2 separate regions of the Mus musculus genome follow, and region 1 is linked to region 2. Evidence: chromatin contacts called from ENCODE Hi-C or POLR2A ChIA-PET data. All regions are on one chromosome and are shown on one strand. Each heading gives the region's core, a stretch centred on a gene start or an enhancer-like site at or near the end of the contact. The rest is flanking DNA. Distances are from core to core; before and after follow the strand shown.

Evidence for each region. Hi-C counts contacts between places; a loop is a spot of excess contacts on that map. ChIA-PET counts read pairs that join two places held with the same protein, here RNA polymerase II (POLR2A).
Region 1: a map of Patski shows a loop between it and region 2 (309-fold over the local background). The contact joins the promoter of Fam222b here to the promoter of Trpv2 in region 2. A Hi-C loop is called at or near these places in 1 of 37 maps with a recorded cell type or tissue (Patski). POLR2A ChIA-PET finds 5 or more read pairs at or near these places in 1 of 5 experiments (Patski).

Annotation. Positions count from the first base shown.
Region 1 is chr11:78,093,275-78,097,405 of GRCm38, reverse strand. Fam222b (family with sequence similarity 222, member B) reads right to left here and starts at 2,716. Exons shown (of 3, transcript NM_145430.3): 1 at 2,615-2,716.
Region 2 is chr11:62,573,881-62,577,875 of GRCm38, reverse strand. It overlaps Trpv2 (transient receptor potential cation channel, subfamily V, member 2), which reads right to left and starts at 2,249. Exons shown (of 15, transcript NM_001382489.1): 1 at 1,751-2,249.

The sequences.
Region 1 (4,131 bases), core at 1,467-3,966, about 16 Mb before region 2:
GTTCCAGGACAGCCAGGGCTATACAGAGAAACCCTGTCTAGAAAATCAAAAAAAAAAAAAAAAAAAAGACGTTCTAGCAGATAGGTAAGTTAAAGACAGCAAGGGCTCACTTCCCCCATGCCTCTAAAACAATTCATTCCTCTTATCTATGGATCTCTGGGGATCTAGTACAGCCACTCCCCACCTTCATTCAGCTAAAAGAAATCACTCCCCAATTTTCAAAAGGCCTCACTGTTTCAAGCTCTCGTTCCTCAGAGCCAGCAGGGCTAAAGTATCTGCCTTTCTGTGCACTTGAAAGGCATCCGCACTTATCTTTAGAAAGCTGTGTCTAGAAAAGCACTTTCCCTCCGTGGCAGCGCACAGTTTAACTCTGTCCTTCGCTTTATCCACCCTCAGCAACAAAGCCCCGGGAGCGCTCCTCCAGCCTCTCACAGAACCAGCCATCTCCTAGACCCTTACACAACTACCTACTTGTCCTTCTCACTTCACAGAAGAGATTTCTGGCAGAAGACTATAAACAACGAAGAAAAAGAGTTGAAAAGCTGTGGCTGTACACCACTCCAAAACAGAGAACGCCCTAGGGCAACCAGACTCTTGCAAAGGAAGCTTTTAAAATTAAAAAGTATCAGAGGCTGGCAGGCAATCTTCTATTATTATCAATCCCCTTTGCTTTCTTTGCAGGGCATTAAATAAACTTGTTCTTTTTCCTACAAAATAAAGAAGGCAGATCGGCTAGAGCTGGAGTTAACGATGATGGTGAACCATCATGTAAGTGCTAAAAATGGAACCTAGGCCCTCTTTAAGAGCAGCAAGTGCTCTAAACCACTGAGCCATCTCTCTAGGCTCCAAATAAACAAATTTTTAAAAATATAATAAGAGAAATCAGGGTTCAGGACAGCCAGGGCTACACAGAGAAACCTTGTCTTAAAAAAGAAGGAGGAGGAGAAGAAGAGAAAGAGGAAGAAGCAGCAGCAGCAGCAGCAGCAGCAGCAGCAACAGAAGAAGAAGAAGAAGAAGAAGAAGAAGAAGAAGAAGAAGAAGAAGAAGAGGAGGAGGAGGAGGAGGAGGAGGAGGAGGAGGAGGAGGAGGTAGCAGCAGCTGCCGACAGGGTAGGGAGGAGGTATGGGATGGGGAACCATCAGAGGATGGATCAGGAGGGGGATAAAATCTGGAGTGTAGAAAATGGACTAAATAATAATAATGATAATGATAATAATAATAATAGAAGCCTATTCTGGGCTTGATGATGGAAAACTGTAATCCCAGTTACTTTTAGGAGGCTGTGGCAGGGGTACTGAAAATTCAAGGGCAGCCTAGGTAATGTAGTGGCACCGTCTCAATTAAAACAAAACAAAACAAAATGGGCTGGTGATAGGGCACTTGCCTAGCACACTCAAAACCCAGGCTCAGGTTCCAGCATCAAGTAGAGGCTGGGGAGATAAATGGCTCAGTTAATAAACTGCTTGGCACACAAGCATTAACAGAGGAGCCCTCCCGAATCTCAGCCAGGTACGCCTATAACCCCAGCTACTGGGGAAACAGAGGCAAGACTGTTAATTCAAACTCAACTAGTGCTTGAATTCAAGACCAGCATAAGCAAGTTAGTGAAACTTAGTCTCAAAATAAAAAGCAAAAGGAAGGCTGAGAACATAGCTCAGTGCTTCAGGCTGTATTTGCTTCCTCTTGGGTCAGAAGCTGCATACCATGTAAAAAGGCACAGGAGTAGGGTACTTTTCCTATTCAATTTGACAGAGAATTTGTCACACCACGGAAGAAAGTGCTATTTCTACAGATGATCTGCTGTACTTATGCAGGGTGCACATATTTTTGTCTACTGAGGTTTTACAAATATGCTTTGTTTTGATGGAGAAATCAGTTACTCCATTAATAACCATAGAGTCTAAAATCTGATCGTATTGCTGGTACATACTAGCATCCGTATAGTATTTCCAATCTATAGGTTTCATAAGCTCTCTCAACCAATATATGAAGCTTACAAAAGCCCAGCATTTAATGCTGGATCTTCCAGAGAACCAGAAAGGTTAAGTGGGTCCTATCCAAGGTTATCGATCAGGTTTATCTGTGCTGGACTTGGTTCCAAACCTGACTCCATGTCCTTAGCTCTTTAACCTAGATTCCTCCTGAATTTAAACAGAGCTTCCGACTCCCAAGCTTTACCCAGGGCACATCATAACTCCAGTGACCAGTCCTTCTCTGACTGGTTCAGAGTGGACTTCTTCAGCTCCAGCACGGCTTTTATTTTCCACCACCCTTCCCCCCCAGCAACCATTCTCTGAAAGAAGCGGAAAGGGAGAGGCGACCCAAAGCTCCTGGGGGAAGGGATGATGACAAACCAGACAGCGCGAGGCACTGGTCCTGCCGTGTGCGCCCTCACTCCACGAAACGCAACCCCTTCCCTCCGCCAAGCTGTCCAGCTCTGGGACTCATGACCTAATCATCCATGCTCCAAATGCTCCACCATCATCACCTCAAACTATCCCTCCCCCACGACCTCCGTCCCCGACAAGTAGAAGCCACCCCGCTAGTCAGGGTGTCCTTCCACCACGCCATATCTGCATTCCTTAGAGTCCACTACCCTTAAACCACCACTCACTGTCGGTGACTGGGCCCGGCCCTCATGGCTGCTCCGTTGTCGCCGGTCGCCGCCACTGCTGCTCCACGCCCCAGCCTCTCAATCACAGCCGCCGTCCGGACTGGCCGGGAGCTGCTTCTGCGCCTGCGCAGCCCGGATTGCCCGGGGCCCTCTCCGGCAGTCAGCGCCTGCGCACCTCGCTCCGGGGACGTCTTTATCATTGCCTGATGTCCTGCTTCTCTGGGTCTCAAGTGGGCATGGCCGCTCGCTGGCCTTGGATATTTTAGGTCTTAGGGAATGTGGCTACTGAGCCTTCCTTTTAGGCCTCTAGAATATCTTGCCTAAATTACTAAAGTCTTGAATTGAGATTTATCCCACCAGAATTCTGGATCCTGCCTGCACTTAAAGACCAAATCTTTTAGGCGTGGAAGAAATTGCAGACTCGTTCCCTACTGTACATCTCTGACTACGGAGTCAGATCTTTTTGCAAACCGATAAAGAAGACCTTTATCCCTGTGTAGTAGTAGCACGTACCCAACAGTACTTGAAATATTAATACTTACGATTATGAGCGACTGGACGGACATCGATCCTAGTAGCCAAACTTCAGTCCTCTGCATCAGCAGCGAGTGCTCATAGTCGCTGAACATTTCTCCAGCCCCTATACAACTATATTTTTTTTTAAAGATTTATTTATTTATTATATGTAAGTACACTGTAGCTGTCTTCAGACACTCCAGAAGAGGGCGTCAGATCTTGTTACAGATGGTTGTGAGCCACCATGTGGTTGCTGGGATTTGAACTCTGGACCTTCGGAAGAACAGTCGGGTGCTCTTACCCACTGAGCCATCTCACCAGCCCATACAACTATATTTAATGGAACTCTTAAGTGTTTAATAAACTAACACCCGGACGGAATGGAGCACTCCATGAATCTTTGCAGAGGCAGGAGGATTTCTGTGAGTTTGAGGCTCTCCTGATCTACAGATGAAGTTCTAGGATATCCAGAGCTACATTTTTAAAAGAATTTGGGCTCTGGAGAGATGGCTCAGTGGTTAAGAGCACTGACTGCTCTTCCAGAGGTCCTGAGTTCAAATCCCAGCAACCACGTGGTAGCTCACAACCATCTGTAATGGGATCCAACACTCTCTTCTGGTGTGTCTGAGGACAGCTATAGTGTACTCATAAAATAAATAAATCAATCTTAAAAAAAAAAAAAAGAAATTGGTGTTACTTCTTTCTGTCTTTTTTTTTTTTTTTTTTTTTCAGAGAAGTACCCAGGAACCCGAAGGGTTTTCATGAAATGCTTACAAATGTATTAATACTGAGGTGATGATGACAACTTTGGCTATATAAGACAGAATCTCACTAGTATCCCAGACTGGTCTTGAATCCCATATGTAGTCCATGGTGGCCTTGAATTTGTGATCCTCCTGCCTCAGCCTCCTGAATAACAACATTACAGGCCTGAGCTACATTCCTGTCAGAGGCTTCTGTCTTTTAAAAATGTAAGTTGGTTGCTACAAATTGCTATGAAC
Region 2 (3,995 bases), core at 1,000-3,499:
GAGGGAGAGTGGGAGAGGGAGAGGGAGGCGGGATGAGGAAAGAGCTGGATCAGAAAGGGCTTGCCACACAGCCTGGAGGAGCTGAGGATCCTGGGTGTCCACATAAAAAGCCACGGAATGAGGTATATCTTTAATTTCAGTGAAGAAAGGCAGGCAGAGACAAGAGGCTTGCTGGCCAGCCAGTCTAGCAGAGTTCAGTGAGACCCTAGCTCAAAAAAACAAAGCTGAGAACAATGAAAACAATCCACATCTACTTCTGGCGTCTACACACATCCAAAACCACACCTACATACACAAAAAAATAAAAATAAAAATAAAAATAAAAGAGAGCCATGCCTGGTGGTGCACGCCTTTAAACCCAGCGTTCAGGAGGCAGAGGCCAGCCAGGTCTACATAGTGAGTTCCAGGACCAAGGCTACATAATGAGACCCTGCCTCAAAAAACAAAAACAAAAACAAAAACAAAACAAAAAAAACAACAAAAACAAAACAAAACAACAACAACAGAAGGGGTGTGTATGTGTAGGAAGGAGAGTGGGAAACTGTTAGCTTTCCAAGAGGGAAAATCAGCGGTGAAGGAGAGAGGCAGTGTCAGGAAGATGTGCTGGGAGCAGGGACCTGACAGAGTTGTCACTTTGATATTATCTCACAGGAAGTCAGGACTGTCTTTATCCCCCTTGGGAATTTCTGATGTTCAAGAAGACTCAAATCCTATTTAGGGGTGAGAATGCTTGTGTTCACAACCCCACCCATTCTCTACCTGATATCAAGCCCAGTGCCCAATGGTACAGACAGATAAAACTTCAGTTGTTTGGCCAGCACAGGCCACGAAACCCTTAATGTAGAGAGGGAGCGATCCAGGGAACTACTGGTCTATCAGACCCTTCCTTTTGCTGCCAGAACAACCGCGACTCAGAAAAGAGAAGTGAGTTGCCACCTCGCTTCGTGTCCTGATGGTCCTCTTCAGTTCTCAGAACCCAATTACGTTCGTTTCCAGTCTGACTCATATCTGAGGGTATAAGACACCACCTCCGAAGGGGCTTTAGAGCTGGCAAGCGCTATCTGCCTTCCCACCTCAAACTGCACACTGGGTCTGGGGTTAGCTGACAGCTAACCTCACCCTCAACAGAAACAGCAACCACAGCCTCCATCACGTGGCCGGGGCTGGGACCTAGTTAGAGCTGGGGAGCCTCTGTCTTCCTCAGAGTTCAGAAACCGGAAGGAAAGAATCAGAGCCGGTCAGAAGACAGTGGGGGTAGGAAAAAGGGGCAGGGAACAGGTTGGTAGAAATAAGGGACAGAAAAAAACAGGGCCAAGAGAGGAAGCGGTAGTGTGGCCCCGGCCCACTCTCAATTTGTTACAGGATCCCAGTACACTCAGAGAACTGGGTGGGGCATTTTCCACAATAGCCAGGGGGCCTGACTGAGGTTTCACTTCTCTGCCCACCTTAGTAGGACATGGGCATCCTCCTTTTGCGCAGTCTAGCTTCCACCCTCAAGCAAATCCTGGCAGACGCTGCGTCTGACATCATTCCCAACCCCCAGCAGCAACAACTGTCTTCCAGAGGCTGTCTACCTTACCTCCTGGGATCCCCATTCTGGCAGCAGAGAAAGAGGCCTGGAGGTTCAGGGAGCCAGATCCCACGCAGACCCTTATTCCAAGATGGAGATGCCGGGAGACCAATCCAATCATTCACTGTCATACTTCCAGACGCAACCCCTAGGACATCCTGAAATAGCCCATCGACTTACCCCTCAGGCTGAAGTCAAGGCGTAGCGGCAGCAGACTACAAGCCAGGATCACCAAGCCTAGCGGGACTCTCCAGCAGCGGGGATTGAGAGAGGAAGTGCCGCGGAAGCCTCCGTAGCTGGCCGTAGCTTTCTCTGTATCGTCCACCCTCCACCTGTTCGTCGCACACAGTGGATAGTGCGGGCTTAACGCCAACCTGTCAAGGACCAGTGACTGGCCACTGGGCTGATCATCAGGACCACTGGCCACACCCTGCTTTCGCGAGACACGCCCTGCTCCTCCATCGGTGCACTTCCACCCACAACTGTAGCCAGAGAAGCCCCTGGGGCAGTCAGAGGAAGTTCTGGGGTGGTGGGACCTAGGCTTGGGTGGAAGCTGGCACAGGTGTGGGATTCATGCCCTAAAACACTGACGCCCACCCCTCCTGATTCTTAACACCGTGTGCCCTCCCCCGGCCATTTGGTTCATCACTGTCCGACCCAAGGGAGAGAAGAATGGGATAGCCCCAGAGAGAGAAGAGGTTCAGTCTAGCATTTGCCCCAGAGAATGCAGCCCAACCCATCCAGCCATTATTTCCATCTAAGGAAGATTCGCTCAGCGTCCTGACCCCAGGGATCCCCCGAGTATCCATTTACAAGGGCACTTCCAGAAACAGCCAGCAGGTGGCAACCGTGTGGCCAACAGGAATGGCTGAAATTGTACAGCCCCGGCACTGCCAGGGAGAACAAGGACCAGCTCTCCCTCTCTTTTTCGCCGGAAGACCTCTGTCCTTGCTCCACATCCCAAATTTTGTTTGATTGGTCCAAAGCACTAATTTCTCTCCCGTGAGAATGTTCTACCAAACCGGTCCCCCTGCTTCTCCGCTGCTACACTCATACGTCACACCCCATTCTTATACCAACTAAGGTGGTCTGCTAAAAATATAAACCAGGGGCCAGCGTTTAGCTTTAATGGTAGACTTAGTGGCATATGTAAGGCCCTGTGTTTGACCCCCAGTATCAGTAATCAAAGAAAAACTAAATAACAAAAATTAATTAATTAATGTCACCCCCACCTCCAAGCCACTTTTTCATAGCACTAAAAATAAAACCCAAACTTCATACAACAACCTCATGCAGCCCAGAGGCCCGCCCCAGTCATGTCACCTTCACCATGCTACACTCCAGACCTGTACCGTCCAGTATGGCAGTCATTAGCCACGGCAGCTATTTAGATTTTAGTTTGGTTTACACTTTTACCTGCGGCAAGGACTTGATATGAAACCAACTGTGGCAATCCTCCTGCCTCTCTCTCTACAGTGCTGGTGTTATAACTGTGCCTCCATGGTTGGTCATCTTTCAGATGAGTCCACTGTAAGGCAAAACTCAGCAAATACTAGCTGGCATGGCCCTCCACTCTTCCCAAATATGTCCTGTTTTCTCTGTAGTACAAGCTGTCTCACCTGCTAGGAGCAACAAGCAACACACACACACACACACACACACATATACGCACACACACAGTAGCATCGCCATCATGGCCACATACCTTAGTTCTAAGCATCTTCTGCTTGTGTTTGTGTTTCTTTGTTGGTTTTATAGTGCTTGAACATGGGCATGCCAGGCCAGCCTCTACCACAGCTTCCTGCTCTATTTTCTGTTTAAACATCACTTCCTCTCAGTAGAGCTAGACCAGCTAGACCCTAAACTGGGGGGAGGGGCCCTAGAAACGTACTCCTAAGACACCTGCCTTGCCCCTGGCAGAGGCTGATTTGTACTGTGCTGCCTGCCCCCTATAATAACATACTTAGCCATCCACTGTTGCTCAAATGTGCTTAGGACTGCAAGTGCAGAGTAATGCCAGCACTTCTGTTTAGCTGGGCGAGGCCCCAAGAGGTGACTCCTTGCAGCAGGAACCAAGCCACGTATATGCATTTAAGCAATCAACTTCATAAATGTTTAAATCTATGCTTAAAATTTCCTTTAACAAACTCTGTTTTTTTTAAGCAGTTACTTCATATTAGCTTTTTTTTTTTTTTTTTTTTTTTTTTTTTTTTTTTTTTTCTATGAAGACAAGGCTCCAACTTCTCCTGAGTGAGGTGAAGCCTCTGAAAGAGAATTCTTGAAGCAACTGAGGGCAGCAGAATGGGAAATAGAATTTTTTTTATTAGGTATTTTCCTCGTTTACATTTTCAATGCTATCCCAAAGGTCCCCCATACCCACCCACCCCCAATCCCCTACCCACCCACTCCCCCTTTTTGGCCCTGG